2 separate regions of the Homo sapiens genome follow, and region 2 is linked to region 1. Evidence: read pairs that join two places in POLR2A ChIA-PET (ENCODE). Cell type or tissue: CD4-positive, alpha-beta T cell. All regions are shown on one strand. Each heading gives the region's core, and the rest is flanking DNA. Links, peaks and the distances in the headings are about the cores only.

What was found. ChIA-PET counts read pairs that join two places held together with the same protein. Peaks named below come from ENCODE experiments on the same cell type or tissue, not always from the same donor. Only the 100,000 strongest peaks of a DNase experiment are listed, where the experiment ranks them.
Region 2: POLR2A ChIA-PET joins it to region 1 with 12 read pairs; 2 of 35 experiments call an interaction of 5 or more read pairs at or near these places.

The regions. Positions count from the first base shown.
Region 1 is chr22:46,008,486-46,018,633 of GRCh38, forward strand. LOC124905134 (a long non-coding RNA gene) reads left to right here and starts at 5,096. Exons shown (of 2, transcript XR_007068136.1): 1 at 5,096-5,325; 2 at 6,012-7,013. It also overlaps the pseudogene LOC730668. RefSeq lists silencers at 5,198-5,387, 5,538-5,627. In CD4-positive, alpha-beta T cell, for the core only: CTCF peaks have their summits at 5,044 and 5,249; DNase peaks (open chromatin) are centred at 5,146 and 5,776; H3K4me3 peaks cover 1,499 bases; H3K27ac peaks cover 1,052 bases; H3K27me3 peaks cover 224 bases.
Region 2 is chr22:45,607,584-45,617,731 of GRCh38, forward strand. No RefSeq gene overlaps it. Among named protein-coding and RNA genes, the nearest start is that of LINC01589, 7.0 kb to the left of the region's middle. In CD4-positive, alpha-beta T cell, for the core only: no CTCF peak of the experiment used is centred there; DNase peaks (open chromatin) are centred at 1,478 and 5,058; H3K27ac peaks cover 920 bases.

The DNA of each region.
Region 1 (10,148 bases), core at 1,054-9,053:
GCCTCCAGAGGCCTTTCTGGACCACAGGGTCAGGGCTGAGAGGGGTGGGGGTGGCAGGGGCAGCTGAGGTGCTGGAGAGGGAGGACAAGCTTCCTGCCTGTGGAGGAGACAAGGGCAGCTCCCAACCCTGCTCCTAGCCTTCCTGCCAAGTTTGGATTCCAGAAACACCTCTTGGTGCCTCAGTTTTCTCATCTGTTTTGTGTGTGTGTGTGTGTGTGTGTGTGTGTTTTGTAGATAGGGTCTTTCTCTGTCACCCAGGCTGGAGTGCTGTGGTGCGATCATGGCTCACTGCAACCTCTACCTCCTGGGCTCAAGCAATCCTCCCGCCTCAGTCTCTCGAGTAGCTGGGACCACAGGTGCACACCACCATGCCTGGCTAATTTTTGTTTGTTGGTTCATTTTTGTAGCGACAGGGTCTCCCTATGTTGCCCATACTGGTCTCAAACTCAGCTCAAGTGATCTGCCCGCCTCAGCTTCCCAAAGTGCTGGGATTACAGGCATGAGCCACTGCGCCCAGCCCGGCTTTCTCATCTGTAAAATGGGTTGACAATGCCCACCCAGATAATGGTTGAAAGGACTCGTGAAACCACGTAGGAGGCACAGGCAGACAGGCACTTGTGGGGGTCCATGAATGAGCCTCAGTGCCAGCTCCCCCAGGCCAGCTTCCAGCCTTCACACTGTCTGGGCCAGAGGAGTCTTCCTAAAACAGAGGACTGTGTGGAGCACTTCTCCACAGAGAAGCCTCTTGCCTCAAGTCAGTGACACTGTCCTCCAGCCCCACCCAACTGTACATGTGCCCAAGCTCATCATACTTTTCCTCAAACCCTGTCTGTCAGGAAAACTCCTACTCACCCCGCAAAACTCCATGTGAGATGCCCACTCGCTCATCTAAAATGCCTCACAGGATTACTCTAAGAACCAAAGAAGAATATACATGTGTGAACACATGGGCATGGTTGCCAAGTGAGGGGCATCACATTCATGACTGTCCCCATTACTTATTAGAGCAACCATAACCAAGAATGCAGCGGTGGGCAGGAAGTGTTACTGGGGATAGGAATTAGCAGGAAGTTTTTCTGGCTTGGAATTTAAGCCCAACTTTGGCAGATGGCAGAATTTTCAGAGAGGAAAGGAGGAAATTGGAGGCTAGTGTGGCAGTGTTAAATATGGCTGCAAAGTCCTTGGTCCTTCTCCCATTGAAGCGTGGGCCCTATGGCCTCTCCTCTTGAATCCAGGTGGGCTTGTGACTACTTCAGCCAAGACAATGCGGCAGAAGTGTTGTTGGGTAACTTCCAAGGCTCACTCATAAAAGACCATATGGCTTATAACTTGGAGTCCTAAGTTGCCATCTAAGAAGGAAGTTCAACAACCTGAGACTTCCATGCTGTGAGGAAGCCCAAGCTCCATGAGGAGTCACATGGGGGTGCACTGGTTGACAGTTCCAGCCTTCCAGCCAGCCCAGCCCAGGCACCAGCCATGCGAATGCAGAAGCCATCTTGGAAGTGGATCCACCAGCAGCAGGTGTCCCGGCCCCCAGCCATTTGAGTTGTCTCGGGTGAGCCACTGAACCACACAGAGTAGAGTGGAGTTGTCCCTACTGTGCCCTTTCAGGACAGAATTCCTGAGCGTAATAAAGTGGCTGTAGTTTTAGTCACTGTTTTGGGGCTGTTTGTTATGCAGCACTAATTAACTAGAACAGGTGAGAAGATCAGAACTTCCTGGTGCTTAAAGCCAGCCACACAGCCCCTCGAAGCAAGATTGTCTTAATCTGGAAGTCAGTCCCAAGAACAGGTTCTCCCCAGTGCTCTCAGCATTCCCCACCCCAGCCTGGCCCATAAGCAGTGCTTGGGGCATGCGGGGTTGCTGGAGCACTCCCAAGCCACTCCCAACACCTGGAAGGAGCCTCCCCTCCTCAGGATTCTCAGCGGCGTTTGCAGCTTGGATGACTGTGGACCCAGAAGCTCTGGGGAGTTATCCAGGTTCTATGTGGCATGAGTATCCCTCTGTGCCTCAGTTTTCCACCCATGGAATAGGGCACGAAACTCATAATCTCTCTGATCCCTCTCGGCTCCTACCCCACCTTCCTGGAGGCCTTGTTCATTCTCATGTGTGTCTCCCCCACATCCTCTTACCCATGTGACTCTGCCTGCCATGAAAGCAGGAGTCATGACTGCAGTCTCACGGTTGAATGTTCTGCACCTGGCACCCAGCCTAGGCCAGAGGATGGATGCCACACCACTGGTGTTTTCTGAATGAATCAATGAGTCAGTCAATAAATGGAGTGAATGAATGAACAAAAGAAAGAACTCTTTCTATACTCACTCGATCCATTAATGTCCCCTCCCATACAATAAAGATTCCCTTATAGCAGCCCTAGGAGTCTACCCTTGCATGCCTCACATGACAGGGAACTCACCACCTTTCAAGATAGCCTATTTCCTGTTGGGGCAACTCAGGTCAGAGAGTATTTCCCTGAGCTGGCCTCATCCCTGGCCCCTCCCCAGGAGAGTGGCTGGGGGAAGGAGTGCCGGGGGGCAGAGGAAGGAGCCCTCAGTCCCCATGGTCCACAGAGCTTGCGTCTGGTGAGTGCTGAGAGCAGGTGGAGGGACTCCAGAGCTCCAGAAACCCCTTGGCTCTCTCTGTGCTGGGCCCAGCTGAAGTCCCAGGGTGGGCGGGGGCAAGACAGTGAGTCCTGCTCTGCCCAGGGCCCAGCTGGGATAGGGCCAGCGCACCAGGAGGTCCACAGAGGCAGAGAAAGCAACCGAGCGGGAGCGGAGCTGGGGCAGGACAGGTGGTCTGTGCTGTTTCCATGGCTCCGGTGCCTCTGCCTGCCTCACTGGCCTGGGAAAAACAAGCCGGGCACTGAGCAAACAGCGCCTGTGACCGCCCCGGACAAAGGCTGGGCTGTTTAGGCAACCGGACGGCCAAATGGGCCTCCCTGGCGGAACACCGGTTTAGACTGGGCCCGTCGGGGCTGAGTTGCCAGGCCCCACAGCCTGTCCCTTGGGTCTCTGGGGAACAAGCTGGGGCTGGCGGTGGGGACAGGGAGTGGAGGGGAGAGGCTGGGAGGGCCGGGGCAGGCACTACCCCAGTTCTGCCCTCTGGCACCCAGTTCCCTTGCCCAGCCATTCAGGAGAATGAAGACAGCAGGATCTCAGCGGATAAAGGAATAGGGTTTCTCTGTCCAGCCACAGTGACTGGGGCTCAGCAGCAACATATCCCGTGGGACTTCCACCCTCCCAAGGGGCACCCCCAAAGAGTGACCAGTCCTGGGCCCATGTGTGAAGGGTATTTTTGCTGCTACTGTGGACAGATGCTGTCTTCGGCCCCAAGCCAGGCAAACCCAGAATGCCAGAGTGCAGTGCGGGAGGCGGTCCTCCCCCAGGGAGGGATGGGGCTGGGGACAAAAGCCCTCCACAGGGGCAACTCAGAGGCCTGCCCTCCCGGCTCAGGCTCCCGAGACAGAGCCCAGGGCCAGGCGGTGGCTGACTCCACTAGCGGAGTGCCCTGGACTGGCCGAGGCCCTCCCTCCCGGGGCCACTCACATGAATCTTTGCTTCAGGGCCGGCTTCTGGGGAGACCCAGAGCACGACAGGAGCTCATAGACAGGCCTCTGCGGGTGCGTGGGTTACAATGGCGTCTGCGGTCCTGGAACTCAGAGGCAGAGGAGGCGGGACCCTGTCATCCCAATCACTGTGATTCAGCAGCATGGGAAGCCAAGGGGCACTGAGGCTAGAAGGACCCAGAGCTGAGGGACACTGGGCTGGCCTGCAGGGGAGAGGCTCTGATTTTAAGGAGAAAGGAGATAAGGATGGGGCCCAGGGCAAGGGGTGCCATCTACAGAGCAGCTCCCAGGCCTGCAGAAGCTCCCTGGTCTGTGTCACTGTGGGCTCCCTGGCAGTGGCATTCCCAGCACCCCTCCCGCTGCCACTTCCCCACTTGGGGCTGGACCACCGGCCTGCCTGCAGGGGAGCTTGTGGGGTCTCAGCCCAACAGCCTGGAGCCCAGGGGCAGGCAGCAGCATGCTCTGCTGACCCGGCAGCCACATGGGCCCCCGGAAGCTGCCTCCGAGGCAAGCTTGCACCAGCAGGATGTCAGGGCTGCCCTGGAGCCAACACTGGGGACCGAAGGGAAGGACACAGGCGTAGGCAGGGGCAGCAATTGGACCCTGTGCGTACCTGACCCTATGCGAGCTCTGCAGCTCAAAGGGACCAGAGCTGGCCTGAGTTGGGCAGAATGGGCTGGACCTTATGCTCTGGATCGATGGGGCTGACCCACGGAAGCCAGGACCTTCGGGCCAACCCTGAAGGGACCACGGCTGAGGACTGTGTGCCCTGGAGGGAGTTCTGAGATGGGGGGTGTAGGGGTGGGGAACCCACAGGCAGGCACTGCCTCAGGGCCTCCCTCCTGTCCCATGGCCCCCAGGTGTCCTGCGGCCCCACACTCAGCCTCCTTCTGGGGGTCTGGGTGGCTGCACCTTCCATGGTGCCAGCCAGGCCTTGTGCCCATCTCCACCCCCTTGCCCTCACCTGCCCCAACCCACCACGCCTTGGCGGCCTCCTCTCGGGGCTTCCTGGCCTCCACCAAGCTGCACCCACCTCCGCCCTCATCACCCAGGAGGCCTTCCCCGGCCTGGCCCGACGCAGGCTCCACAGTCTCTCACCAGCCTCCCAGCTGCTGGCAGTGAAATTCACAGGAGCTCCCTCTGGGGCAAGGGTGCCTCCGCCTCCTCCATGGCAGCGTCCCCAGCCCTGCACGGGGCCCCCAGTGAACACATGGGCTGAATAAATGAGTGAGGGCATGAGGGACGCCTGAACACACGAATGAGAGAATGGCACTGGGGGTCCGTGAACAGCTTGTTGCATTGAAGATGGTGAAGGATTTTCATCCTGGTCCAAGCATGGAGGCCTCTCTAGAAACCGTCCCTTCCAGCTCCATGAGGGGTGAACTCTGAGCTCAGAGGCCATGGGGCCAAGTGCAGAAAATGGCTTTGAACTCTGGAGGAAGGAAAGAAGCCACCCTCCAGGAAGGAGTAAGAACCGCTCTGGAACATTCCCAGGAAAGGTCGCTGGGGGGCAGACCTGAGAGGTTCCCCGGACTCGGCGGACCCAGATCCCCCGCAGGGCAGCCCCTGGTGAGTCAGGGCCTGAGTCAGCGCCCTCCGCCTTCCCAGAGGCCCCGCCAGGACCTGCAGCCCTGGGCGCCCCAGCAGCCCGGCCCTGCTCAGCGCAGCTCTGGGTTGGAACTTGCACTTTCCAGTAACTCGGACCTCCCCCCGGCCGCCTTCCCAGGCGCCACCGGGCCCAGCAGATCGTCACCGTCCAGGTGCAGGGTGGGGGTGTGTGAAAGTCAGGCCTGGGACCCGGGCAAGTTGCTGCCGTGCCCTCTGGCTTCCCGGGGGACATCCTTCACCTTTGTGCGCCCAAACCCTCTGTGCTGCGGTTCCAACCCCCCTCCACATTCCCGCCTGCTCCTCCGGGCCTGCCCGTTCCCTCTGCCTTCCTGGGAACCTCCCTCTATCTCCGCATCTTCCGCCGCTCCCTTCCCTGCGGCAGCCGGCGGGCTCCGACTCTCGCTCTTCAGGGAACACCGCCCTTGGCGCCACGCCCACCTCCACCCGCGGCCACCTTCCCTCCCTCCCACCGCCAGACCTTCAAGACAGGATCTACCCCGGGCGGCCCCCAGCACAGGTCTCAGCCCCCTCCAGACTGGGGTTGTCGCCACCCTCCACTGAAATGGCGGCAGCCAGCTCCCTCCTGCCGCAGCCGGTGGCAGCCAGCTCCAGGCCTGGCCGGCCCCGCCCACCCTGTGTCTCGAGTGGCACCCACGGCGCTGTCCCTGTCCCGCCTGTCTTCTCGTGACCTCATCCGGCTCCAGACTCTCACATGTTTACGCCTTCAGCCCTGCCCAGCCCTGGACCCCAAGTCCCCTCCAATATTTCTTTTTCCTTTCTTGTATTTTTATTTATTTATTTATTTATTTATTGAGACAGTTTCGCTCTTGTCGCCCAGGCTGGAGTGCAGTGGCGCGATCTCGGCTCACCGCAACCTCCGTCTCCCCGGTTCAAGCGATTCTCCTGCCTCAGCCTCCCAAGTAGCTGGGATTACAGGCGTGTGCCACCACGCCCGGCGAATGTTGTATTTTCAGTAGAGACGGGGTTTCAGCATGTTGGTCAAGCTGGTCTCTAACTCTTGATCTCAAGTGAACCACCAGCCTCAGCCTCCCAAAGTGCTGGGATTACAGGCGTGAGCCACCGCGCACGGCTATCCCTTCCAATATTTCCGAGGCCAGCTGCCCAGAGAAGGAGGGCTGGGTGGAGAGGACCGTGCCAGCAGCAGTAGGCCTGGGCCAGGAGACAGGCACGCACCTCCGCGGTCTCTGGCGAGTCTATGTCCACACAGCGGCAGGACCTCCACCCCCAGCCACCTGCAGCAGCCCCACATCTCCACCGGGTCACCCTGCTGACATCAAGAGTGCCTCCCGCAATGTCCCAACCCATGAGGGCTTCTTGGAGCTGAACCAGGGCACCGGCCACTTCTGGAGGGGGGCTGCTCGTGACTTCCGACCTCTGTCTCGCTAGTTGGCATGAGAAGACTGGACTCCTTCTGCAGGCCTCAGGGCAGAGGCAGATGTCAGCCCCCAGGGATGTCACTGCCAGAACCCCAGATGCCCCAAGCCATCTGGACTCCCCCTGTGCAGTATCTCTGCTACAATAAAATGTACCCAGATCTGAGTCCTCTCACCTGGGCGACTGCCAATGTCCCCTGCGGCCCTATACCCCGCCCCCAGGAGCCCAGAGGATCTTTCTTTTTAAAGATATTCAGACCTCACAGATAAGTCTGCCCTGACCAGCCCCTCCCCAGTTCCCAGGCCCTATCCTGACAACGGCCACAACTTCAGAGCAGCTGAAACCTGCTGTGAGTGAAAAATGAGAAGCTGTTGTTTTAATTTTACTTTCTCTGATTACTAATGAGGTTATTTCTTCTCTGCATAAAAACTTCATTCGTGTTTAATTGGATTTTTGTCTTTTTGTTAATGTATAGGAGCTCCTTTTGTTCTTACATATATTATGAATTCAAATTCTTATAGATAAAGATTAATGTTTAGAGGCAAAATCATGGTTCTCATGCAAATACAAATTGAACACACCTAAGATTTTATTTAACTCGTTAATAAGGGAACCAGTAAGGTTAAAACCAGTTCAAAGGAGAATTGGAAAGACAGATGTGTAGGCAACAAGGAAAGCTGAAACAGCTTTGCTTATTGGTGCAAAGTGCTTAATATCATAGAGAGCAATAAAGTGTACTGTTTGGGATTATCTTTTCCATGGGACAGAATTCAGTTCAGTCTCTATGGAGCAAAATTCATTTGCATTCTATGGGCAGGATCATTGGCCTTATAATTGGTTTTCTATAAGTTAATTTCTCCCCTGACAGAGTTGTAAAATAGCTGAGTCCATAGCATAGCAGTTGAAGAAGGACCCCATCGAATGAGATCATTCCCAGCGGGGTCACTAGACAGATGCCACTTAGCACACCACTGAAAGGACACCCGCCTTAAGCCCATTTCCAAGTCTATGACATTTTTTTGCTCTATGTCACTTGTCTTTTCACTTTGTTGTCTTTTGTCCTGAAGTGATGTTATCATTAACCAATGGTTTCATCTGTGATTTGTGCTTTCTGTATCTTGTTTAAGACATCTTTGCAACCCATATAGAAACACACTCAATTTTTTTTTGCAAGTTGACTTAAAGTATTGCTTTTCGGCTGAGTGCGGTGGCTCATGCCTGTAATCCCAGCACTTTGGGAGGCCGAGGCGGGCGGATAACTTGAAGTCAGGAGTTTGAGACCAGCCTGGCCAACAAGGTGAAACCCTGTCTCTACTAAAAATACAAAAATTAGCCAGGCGTGGTGGTAGGCACCTGTAATCCCAGCTACTCAGGAGGCTGAGGCAGGAGAATTGCTGGAACCCGGGAGGCAGATGTTGCAGTGAGCTGAGATTGTGCCACTGCACTCCAGCCGGGCAACAGAGTGTGACTCCGTCTCAAAAAAAAAGAAAAAAGAAAAAGAAAAAAGTATTGCTTTTCTTATGCATTTGTTTGTTTGTTTGTTTGCTTTTGTTTTTTTTTTTTTGGAAATGAAATCAACCAGGCTGGAGTGCAGTGGTATGATCTTGGCTCAGTACAACCTCTGCCTCCCGGGTTCTAGTGATTCTCCTGCCGCAGCCTCCTGAGTAGCTGGGATTACAGGTGCCTGCCACCATGCCCGGCTAATTTTTGTATTTTTAGTAGAGACGGGGTTTCACCATGTTGGCAAGGGTGGTCTCTCAAACTCCTGACCTCAGGTGATCTGCCTTGGCCTCCCAAAGTGCTGGGATTACAGGCAGAGCCACCGCGCCCGGCCTAATTCCTGTATACATCTTATAATCTAGCAGGGCAAGTTCTCACCATCTTCTTCTTCTGCTTCCAAATAGTCCCGACTATTCTTGGACATTTCCATTCCCATATGAATTACAGAAGCAGCTTGTCACAGAAATCCCATCTCTCTCTTTTGTCCTTGAGAGGTTTAGTGTCAGGTTTCTTGTATGTTTTAGCCCTACCATAAATGGGAGATTTAAGTTTTGTTACATCTTCTAACTTGCAATTGCTGGTAAATAGGAACACTGCTTATGACTGATGAGGATCTGATGTCAATCTGATGAATTTTCTCTAGAACCAGTAGCTTTTATTTATTAGTAGATTTATGGATTTTTTTTTTTTACTCGTAGCTTTAGATTTTTTTCTCTCTATCCTAGATGTTCTGAAATTCCATTATGAGGTACCTTCTAGTGGAATGTTGAGATTTTAATTTGTGTTCTTTCATTTGTCCTACTTGGCATTCACTGAGCACTTCCAATCTGAGGACTCACCTCTTCCTTCAGTTCTAGGGGATTCCTGTTTAATGTATCACTAAATATTAATTATCTTTCCTTCTCACTAATGTCTACTCTTGGGCCTCTGATTAGATAAATGAGGCAGCCTCTGGATTTGCACTCCCTCTTTTTAAAGAAGCTACTCGCTGTTGTGTCATATAATTCCCCTTTATTGGACACTTCATTTTTTTCTTCCAAACCTTTCAAAAATTTTCCTTAGCCTTTGACTTTTAGAAATTTGACTGTGATTTGCCTAGGAGTGATTTTACTTGCGTTTACTCTGCTTGGGGTTTGTTGAGCTTTTTGGATCTGCAAGTTAATCCTTTCCATTAATACTGAGAAGTTTTCAACCATTATTTACTCAAATTTATTCTGCCTCTATGTCTCTCTCCTCTCCTTCTGGGACTCCAATTACATGTATTTGTGATGCTTGGTACTGTCCAAGAGGACACCGCCATTCTCTTCTTTTTTCTCCATTTTTTTTTTTTTTTTTTTGAGGCAGAGTCTCACTCTGTCACCCAGGCTGAAGTGCAATGGCACAATCTTGGCTCACTGCAACCTCCATCTCCTGAGTTCAAGTAATTCTCCTGCGTCAGCCTCCCAAGTAGCTGGGATTACAGGCACCTGCCACCACATCTGGCTCATTTTTGTATTTTTAGTAGAGACGGGGTTTTGGCATATTGGCCAGGCTGGTCTCAAACTTCTGACTTCAGGTGACCTACCCGCCTCCGCCTCCCAAAGTGCTGGGATTATAGGCATGAGCCACCGTGCCCAGCCTTTTTACTCCAATTCTATTTTCCTCTTTTCTTTGAGTTAAATATTTTCTGCTGATTTGTCTTCACGTTACTGATCCTTTGTTTTTCTGCCATCTCCAGAACTGGAGCCCGTCTAATGAATTTTTAAAATTTCATTATTGTCCTTTTCAGCTCTATAATTCTCACTAATGTTTCCATTTGTCTGTGCAAATTCTCTCTTCACTCATTGATATCATATTTTTATTTAATTCCTTGAACATATTTTCCCATGAACCTATTTTTCTTTAATTCTTCAAACATATATATAACAGATACTTTGAAGTCTGTAACTGCTAAATCTAAATTCTGGGCCCAGAGATTACAACTGTTAGCTTCCTTTATGAAACACGTTTTCCTGTTTCTTCATCTGGTAATTTTCAGTTGAAAACTGGGTATTGTAGCTAATATATCATAGCAGCTTTGGAATCAGGAGTGGAATCAGGG
Region 2 (10,148 bases), core at 1,006-9,005, 400 kb before region 1:
ACCTGGCCAACATGGTGAAACCCCATCTCTACTAAAAAAAATACAAAAATTAGCCAGGCGAGATGGTGGGTGCCTGTGATCCCAGCTACTCAGGAGGCTGAGGCAGGAGAATCGCTTGAACCTGAGAGGTGGAGTTTGCAGTGAGCCAAGATCGCGCCATTGCACTCCAGCCTGGGCAACAGAATGAGACTCTGTCTCAAAAAAAAAAAAAAAAAAAAAGCGGGACAGACAGGGGTGGGAAGTTGGGGAGGGGGCTCTGGGAGGGGGAAGATGTGGGTGCCCCATGTGGAGCTAAGAATGGAGGAGTGGCAGGGGGCACAAGGTCACAGAACCAGGCTGAGGAAGAAGAGGTTGCCTGGAGGGTGGGACCCAGAAGCTACTGAAATGTCGCAGCAGAAATGGCCATTGAACGCCCCTTCTAAGGTCCTCGGTGGGAAAGTCAAGTCCTAACATCCTACATGGGGAAATCTACGCAGTTAGCAGAGCCAAATATGACAGCGACATGAGCCAGCCACTTTGGGAAACAGTCAAGTCCTAACATCCTACATGGGGAAATCTACGCAGTTAGCAGAGCCAAATATGACAGCGACATGAGCCAGCCACTTTGGGAAACAGTCAAGTCCTAACATCCTACATGGGGAAATCTACGCAGTTAGCAGAGCCAAATATGACAGCGACATGAGCCAGCCACTTTGAACCTGACGTTTCATCGTCACGTGAGACTGTAGCTCTCTGAGTCCCACACCCTGGTCACCTTGTCCTGGTTCCTGCACCTTTGAGGGTGAGTTATTCAAGTCAGCCGGTGGAGTAGACGGTGCTCCTGATCATTCCTAAAAGGCAACAGCCTTTTCTGCATTTCTTGCAGGAAAAGTCAGACAGATCTGAGAAGAAATCTCCAGATTCCCCAGAAAGCACTCTCTTGAACATCCTTTCCTGTGCATACACAGCAGGTGTTTAATTCTTGCTCTAGGGAGCAGAGCCCGTCCCAGTGTGAAGAGTGGCTTTGCACACAAGAAACTATTTCTCCATTGTCTCCCTAGATTAGAGAGGCCCCCAGTTGAAACTGCTTCCCCTGAGCCTTCGGTATTAGAAACTGGTAAAACCCCTCCAGAAGCATCGCCCTGGAAACTTGAGCACCTCAACCCCCAAACTCAGATCCCAGCAGAGAAAGCCTTTGGCATCCCAGGACCGAATGCTAACGGCGCTGAGGTCGGGTGAATCCGCTCTGGCCTGTGGTGATGGTGACTTGCTGTTGAGAACCTTAGTGTTTTGAGTGAACAAGAAGAAATCTATTCCAGCATGATTATTCCAATTGGGATTTAGGAGGACTGGGCATTCTCCACATTCCAGTCTTCTTCAGTTCCATGGGCTTAAGAGGGGGCTTATTTTTTTCTTTCTGTGCCACAAAAACTTGGCAGCGATGACTAACCTAGGGTAACATGAGAAAGCTTACTAGGTCGGTCTGTGGCTTTCCTGCTAGCTTTCCTGTTTGTCATACGACAGTGAGACCAATGCCAGCTCATCATGGCACAGAGAGCTTTGGGTGATCTTTGCAGCTGGATGTGAGGCCCAGCTTGGTGGGCTAATGCCCTGGAGAATGGGTACCTTGGGTGTTCAGTGAGAGGCACGGTAGGAGTGGGGTAGGGGTGAGAGGAAAGAGGCATGCGGAGCTCAGAGGTAGAAGCACAGCCTGTTTCTAATAGACATTAAAAAGAAAGGACACTTTTGGCCGGGCGCTGTGGCTCACTCCTGTAATCCCAGCATTTTGGGAGGCCGAGGCGGGCGGATCACCTGAGGTCAGGAGTTCGAGACCAGCCTGGCCAACATGGTGAAACCTCACCTCCGCTAAAAATACAAGAATTAGCCAGGCGTGGTGGCACATGCCTGTAGTCCCAACTACTCAGGAGGCTGAGGCAGGAGAATCACTTGAACCTGGGAGGCAGAGGTTGTAGTTAGCCGAGATCATGCTACTGCACTCCAGCCTGGGTGACAGAGTGAGACCCCATCTCAAAAAAAAAAAGAAAAAAGAAAAAAAAGAAAGAAAAAGAAAGGACATTTCTAACTGGACAGGGATGACCTTCGTTAGAGAAACAGCAGCAACTTGGCCTTCACCAGCCCCAAACAACACTGCCAGGTTGAGATCATTACTACCATTTTGCAGAGGACAAATGTGAGCCTCAGAAACGAAGAAACTCCCCCAGAGTAGGACACGGCCAAGCTGTTTCTTACCCTCCGGCCTCCTGTGCTCTTTCCATGACAAGCAGAAAGAAGAGGCTACCTTTGGTTTAAGGTCTCGATAAACTTTGACACTGTGGAACCAATCCTTCCTCCTTGCAAACAACATTCAGTTCAACTTGGTGAATCTCTATTGACCATTTATTATGTGCAAATGCCTGTATGCATGAAATAAAATTAAAAAATAAAATATGCATGAAATTAAAACAACACACAACAATAACCAGGCATGGACACAAGGCCTAGGAAGGGCTTGGCATGAACACACTAAATCAATTTAGCCGAGGAGACCATTCCCAATATTCTGGAGGGGGCAAGTCTGATATTAACTCCCCGGGGAAAAGAGCCCTTTCCTCGCTTACTCCTGGTAGGACCAAACCCAATATCTAGCACTTTTTACCAACTCTTTCAAGATCCTCCCAGAGAGTTTTTTCATCTGTATCAGTTCTCTCATCTGAAAAGTGAGCCTAATAATTACTACCTTGCAGGAGTTTGGGGAGTATGAAGCAAGATGGTGACTACAAAACGTGGGCACGGTGCCTGGTCCGGAAGAGGAGCTCAGAAAATATCTGTTCCAGTTCTTCTCTTCCTTTCCCAGGCACGTGCCTTTGTGAGTTCTCAGTAAATGTCACCTCACTCTCCTTTTTTAAAAAAATAAAAATTTTTCGGCATGTCTCCTATAACTCAGGTACAGGGCTAGGCCCAGAGATACAGTGATGAATGAGACACAGTGGTGGTTACGGGACTTACCAGCAGGATAACGTGAAGGCTGGCACGGGGTCTTTCAGGCCCAGTAAAAGCAAGTTTCTTTCATTGTTTATTGCAAATTTACTGAACTACGTTTTGTTTTCATCATTTGTGTTTTCTTAATTTTCTCTCAATGCACCAAACTGTTTAAGACAAAGCTCGTTTCAATTTCATAAGAGAAATGAATTCTAGAAGCAGGGTCCAATGAAGTTGGCCATTATTTAACTTCACTAACGTGAATAAAAGCAACCTATGCTTTTAGTATACAAATAATTTTGTAAAAGGTAAAGAGTATCATAATAGAAATCACCCTACACGATAGCCAAAAGGCGGAAGCAACCCAATTGTTCACCAATGGACAAACGGATAAACGAAATGTGATCTATGGCCAGGTGCAGTGGCTCATGGCTGTAATCCCAGCATTGTGGGAGGCCAAGGATGGCAGATTTTTTGAGCCCAGGGGTTTGAGCCCAGCCTGGGCAACATGGCAAAATCCTATATCAACCAAAAAAGAAAAAAAAATTAGCTGGATGTGGTGGTGCATGCCTATAGTCCCAGCTACTCAGAAGGCTGAGATGGGAGGACCACTTGAGCCTGGGGGGTGGGAGGTTGCAGTGAGCTGAGATCACGCAGCTGCACTCCAGCCTGGGCAACAGAGCAAGACCCTATTTCAAAAAAACAGAAAACCAGGCCCGGCATGGTGGCTCTTGCCTGTAATCCCGGCACTTTGGGAGGCCGAGGCAGGCAGATCACTTGAGGTCAGGAGTTCAAGACCAGCCTGGGCAACATGGTGAAACCCCATCTCTACTAAAAATATAAAAATTAGCCAGGTGTGGTGGTATGCACCTGTAATTCCAGCTACTTGGGAGGCTGAGGCAGGAGAATCACTTGAATCCCGGGAGGCAGAGGCTGCAATAAGCCGAGATCGCGCCATTGCACTCCAGCCTGGGTGACAGAGTGAGACTCCGTTTCAAAAAAAGAAAAACAAACAAACCCAAAATGTGGTCTGTTCATACAATGGAATATCATTCAGCCCTAAAAAGGAAGGAAATTCGGACACAGACCACAAGATGGATAAATCTTGAGGACATTGTGCTCAGTGAAATAAGAGTCGCAGTCACAAAAGGACGAATACTGTATGATTCCACTCAGATGAGGAATCTAGAGGAGTCAAATTCGTAGAGACAGGAAGCATTCATAGAATGGTGGGTGCCAGGGCCTGGGGCGAGGGGGACAGAGAGCTGGTATTTAATGGGGACTTAGGGAAAATGAGAAAAGTTATGGAGGTGAATGGTGGTGAAGGCTGTACCACGATATGAATGAACTTAGTGCTGCTGAAAATTATACGCTCAAAGATGATTAAAATGGTCAATTTTATCTTATGTATATTTTACCACTTTGAAAAATGTTTAATAAATAAAAATAAATTTTTAAAAAAGGCTGAATGAGGTGGCTTATGCCTGTAATCCTAGCACTTTAGGAGGCCGAGGTAGGAGGATCACCTGAGGTCAGGAGTTCGAGACCAGCCTGGCCAACATGGTGAAACCCAGTCTCCACTAAAACAAAAATTAGCTGGGCGTGGTGGCGGGCGCCTGTAGTCCCAGCTACTCAGGAGGCTGAGGCAGGAGAATCGCTTGAACCCAGGAGGCGGAGGTTGCAGTGAGCCGAGATCACGCCACTGCACGCCAGCCTGGGCAACAGAACAAGACTCTGTCTCAAAAAAAAAAAAAAAAAAGAAAAAAGAAATCACCTGAAAATGAACATTGTAAAACTTCTGTCTTACGGAGAGTTGCCCTAGGCCGATTTCTGCAGTTTCTTTTTCTCAGTAGAGGGCTCCTGTCGCAGCTTCCAGGTTTTCATTTACCTCCCTTCCTACTGAAGTGAGTTGCGCTCCAGGCTTCTCCCAGGAGGCACCCAGAGTGCAAATGCTGCCCAGCTACCAGCTGGAGCTGACACAAGCCTGCTGTAATTTGATGAGCGAGCAAACCCCTGTCCCAGAGCAGGAGTTGAGATCATTCGTGCAACAACAGGACGCAGCCTATTGCTAGCAACTCCTCGTGACCGGCCCCCGCCCCAGCAGCGGCTAGCCCGCAGGCCTCGGTGGAAAGAAATACCGTAAATGTAGCAGCGACTGTCATCGCTGTTTTATTTTCTCTTTGGCCTCTGGGTATTCACACCGCTTCCCCATTATTAGTCATATTATATCATCAGCCACAGTTGTGCTTGTCAACCACTCGGGGAGAGAGCTACCATTAGAATACAGGGGCATGGAAGAAAGAAAAAAGAAGCAATCCTTCTCTGGGGAAGGAGGAAAACAGGAAGGGTGGCTGCTGCATGATGGTGCGCCCGCCGCGTAGCTGTGGCTGGTGACAGACGAGGCAAAGTGGGAGACTTCATCTGGTCAGGACCCCACGGGGACTTGCTGTTGTTTTTCCCGGTCTCAGGGGCCCTCAGAGCCAGAAACAGCACAGTTGTGGACAGAGGTGGACAGAGGCCAGGCCCGCCCGTTGGCTGGTGCCTGACTCGGTGGGTCTGTGGGCTGCTTCCTGAGCGGGAGGTGACTGTGGCCAGCCTGATGCAGGGCAGAGACACCGTTTCCGTGGCAACCGGCTCTAACAATAGTGATGCACATTTCTGGCCAAAGCACAGTGGTGGGAAGAACTCGGACCGGGGAGCCAGAATGGCCTGGATTGGAGTCCAGTTCTGCTACTGACAAGCTGCATGGTGGGGGCGAGCTGTTGAGCCTCTCTGAGACGGATATGGTGGCAGCACCGGTGGAAGTGCCTAGCATGGTACCCGAGACCTAGTAAGGGCTCGGTGATGCTTGGTCACCGTCCACCATCCTCCTCCCCTTCAGCCTATGGTGAAAAATAGTCCTGTCTGTTTCGGTAACAAAACTCCAGACACCATCCTGCCCATTCGGACCGGTTCTGCACTTCCCTCCATTCATGGAGAAAGGAGCCTCGAAGGGACAATGATCACCGTCTCCTTCTGAGAACTGTGCTGGCTGGCATCCTGCAGACACCGAAGGGCCAGTTTCTAAGGACATGGCCTGGGTGTTCTGTCCAGCTGGATGGCAGGCCGTGACCCCAAAATCAGCAGTGATGATAACGAAGCGAGTGAAGCAGTATGGAGATGGCCAGTGATCACAATCCAAGATAACTAAAGGCAAATCTGTGACAAGTAAACTCAGTGACATGTATATGCTTGCCGCAGTGTTCAGTACGCAGTTAGCACATAGCCAATGCCAGTCGCCTGGCTTAACCTCTCCTTTTCTTTTGGAATATGAACAATCCACTTCATGCATAACAACTGTTAAGCACGGCCGTGCGCGGCGGCTCACGCCTGTAATCCCAGCACTTTGGGAGGCCGAGGCGGGCGGATCACTTAAGGTTAGGAGTTTGAGACCAGCCTGGCCAACATGGCGAAACCCTGTCTCTACTAAAAATACAAAAATTAGTCCGGTGTGGTGGCGGGTGCCTCTAATCCCAACTACTTGGGAGGCTGAGGCAGGAGAATTGCTTGAAACTGGAAGGCTGAGATTGCAGTGGGCCAAGATCACGCCACTACACTCCAGCCTGGGCAAAAGAGTGAAACTCCGTCTCAGAAAAAAAAAAACAAAACAAACTGTCAAGCATGAGGCAAGGTGAGGCCAGTGGCTGGCAGAACCAGCAGTACAGGGGCAAATAGTCCTCTTTGGCCTTGGTTTACTGCTTGCTTAGAGACTGAAGGGAAGAGCAGCTGCAGGTGCCAGCTCCCCATGGCCCTTGTGCAGGGCAATGGCACAGACGCCAGGGTATTCCACTGCGCAGGAGCCCATTGAGACTGCAGCTAAGAGGTTTCAGGTCCTCTGGCTATACCCCAAGGGGTGGGGAGACCAGGCAGAAAGTCTCATACCTCCTCTGAATCTGGGAGAAACCAGACATCCAGAGTCTCATGACAACCTCCTTGGTAGAGAGGGAAGCCAATGAGAAACAGTCTTGTCGCAGCTCCTCACAAGCCCCCCAAGTTCTCATGGTCCAGGAGGACCCCAAGACATCCAGCCAAGATTCAGGCCAGCTGTGTTTCAAACCCAGCCCATGTGACCTGGGTTGCACACACGCAGAGGCCAGGACAGAGCTGTTCTCCCACAAGAGTGCATGCAGGAAGCTAAGAAAACACTTGTTCAACCTCATAGAAAGTTTTTTGTTTGTTTTTCTTTGTTTGTTTTTGCTACGAAATTTCTTTAAAAGGTGATTTCTATACTTGGGTCTTAGCTTTAGCGTTTTTGCTGAGACAGCATCTTTTTTTTTTTTTTTTTTTTTGAGACGGAGTCTCGCTCTGTCACCCAGGCTGGAGTGGAGTGGCACGATCTCAGCTCACTGCAACCTCTGCTTCCCGGGTTCAAGTGATTCTTCTACTTCAGCCTTCCAAGTAGCTGGTATTACAGGCACGTGCCACCATGCCTGACTAATTTTTGTATTATTAGTAGAGACAAGGTTTTGCCATGTTGGCCAGGCTGGTCTTGAACTCCTGACCTCAAGTGATCCACCCGCCTTGGCCTCCCAAAGTGCTGAGATTACAGGTGTCAGCCACCACACTGGGCCTGAGACAGCATCTTGCTCTTTCATCCAGGCTGGAGTGCAGTAGCAATGATGCAGGGCAGGTGAGCCCCCAAATTGGGGCTTAGCCCAGGAAGGGTTTTGGTTTTATCCAGGAAAGAGTTCGAGGGTGAGCCGGTGGTGTTAGACAGCAGTTTTGATTGAAGTGGCAGTACACAGCAGCAGCAGAGGTTCTGCCCCTTGCAGAGCAGGGCTACCCCATAGGCAGTGTGCCCAGAGCAGCAGTCAGAGGCAGGTCTGCACTCACATTATACCCACTTTTAATTATATGTACATTGAGGGGTGGTTCACACAGAAATTTGTAGGATAAGGGTGTCAACTTCTGGGTTGTCTGGTCGTTGCCATGGAAAGGGGCAGTAGCTTCTGGGTGTTGCCATGGCAATGGTAAACTAACATGGCACACAGGTGACTGTGTCTTATGGAAAGCTCCTTCTGCCATCCCCTCTCCTTGTTAGTCCTCAATTAGTCACATGTCTAAGCCCCACCTTCAGAGTTGAGTCCCACCTTCTACTTCAGCGGGAGCATGGCTCACTGCAGCCTCAACTTCCCGGGCTCAAACCATCCTCCCACCTCAGCCTCCTGAGTAGCTGGGACTACAGGCGTGCACCACCACGACTGCCTAATTTAAAAAAAATTTTTTGTAGAGATGGATTTCAGCATATTGCCCAGGCTGGTCTTTTTTTCTTTTCCTTTTTTTTTTTTTTTTGAGACAGAGTCTTGCTCTGTTGCCAGGCTGGAGTGCGGTGGCACAATCTCAGCTCACTGCAACCTCTGACTCCCTGGTTCAAGCGATTCTCCTGCCTCAGCCTCCTGAGTAGCTGGGATTGCAGGCATGTGCCACCACACCCAGCTAATTTTTTTATTTTTAGTGGAGACAGGGTTTCACCATGTTGGCCAGAATGGTCTCGATCTCCTGACCTCGTGATCTGCCTGCCTTGGCCTCCCAAAGTGCTGGGATTACAGGCGTGAGCCACCACGCCCGGCCCATTTTTTAAAAAGTGAGGTTTAACATACATACAGTGAAGTGCATACATCTTTTACGTGTATAGCTTAAGGAATGTTTATATTTGTATAGACCTATGTACTCACCTCCCAGATATTGGACATTTCCAGCATCCAAAAGAGTCTCCCATGCCTTTCCCTGCCAGTGCACAGCCCTCTAGAGGCATCCTGACTCCTGTCACCCTTTTGCTTCCTCTTGAACTTCCCATAAATGGAATTATGTAGTGTGTGTTCTTCAGTATCTGGCTTCTTTTGTTCAATATTATGTGTGTGAGATTCCTCCATGGTATTGGGTATAGGAGGAGTCCATTGATTTTTATTGTGGTGTAGTATTCCCTTGCAGGGATAAACCACAATTTATTTACACAGAGCTGCTATGGGTTTCTTTGTCCATGTCTTTTGGTGACTACCCCCTCCCCCCAGTTTCTGTTGGGTATATATTCAGGAGCGGAATTGCAGTGTAGGCCAAAAAGTCTACCAATTTACAACACTCTATGAGAATTTTCTTTACATCCTCACCAACACTGGTGGTGTCATTTTCATTTTAGCCATTCTAGTTGGCTATATGACTGAGTACTTTTTTAGCCTTTTTGAGCAGTGTCTCATTGTGGTTTTAAGTTCCTTTTGTTAAAAGATATGGGCCGGGCACAGTGGCACTCCAGCCTGGGCAACAGAGTGAGACTCTGTCTCAAAAAAATACAATACAATACAATACAATACAATACAATACAATACAATACAATACAATACAATACAATAAAAATATGGCTAATGATATTCAGCTCCATTTATCATACTTTCTGGTCATTTGATATCATCTTTCATTAAGTGCCTGTTTAAGTCTTTTGCCCATTTTTAATCAGTCTGTTTTTTCTTACTGATTTGTAAAGTTTCTTTATATTCTGGATAGGAATCCTTTATTGAATATACAGAATGTAAACATTTCCTCCCAGTCTGCAGCTTGCATTTTCATGCACTCATTGGTTTCTCTTGATAAACAGAAGTTCTTAATTTTGTTTTTATTTTTATGTATTTATTTATTTTTTGAGACAGAGTTTTGCTCTTGTTGCCCAGGCTGGAGTGCAGTGGCACGATCTTGTCTCACTGCAATCTCCGCCTCCCGGATTCAAGTGATTCTCCTGCCTCAGCCTCCTGAGTAGCTGGGATTATAGGTGCCTGCCACCATGCCCAGCTAATTTTTGTATTTTTAGTAGAGATGAGGTTTCACTATGTTGGCCAGGCTGGTCTCGAACTCCTGACCTCAGGTGATCCACCCACCTCAGCCTTCCAAACTGTGGGGATTACAGGCATGAGCCACTGTGCCCAGCCAGAAGTTATTAATTTTGATCAAGTCTAATGTGTCAATCTTAATCATTAATCTTTGGGTTAACGATTTTTGTGTCCTGTTTAATAAATCTTTGCCTATCTCAATATCATGAAGATATTATATTTTTTTCTAGAAGCTTTATTATTTTACCTTTTACATTAATATAGGTCATCTTGAATTAAAATTTGTGCATAATTTGAGGTAGGGACCAAGTTGCATTTTTTTCCACATGGATA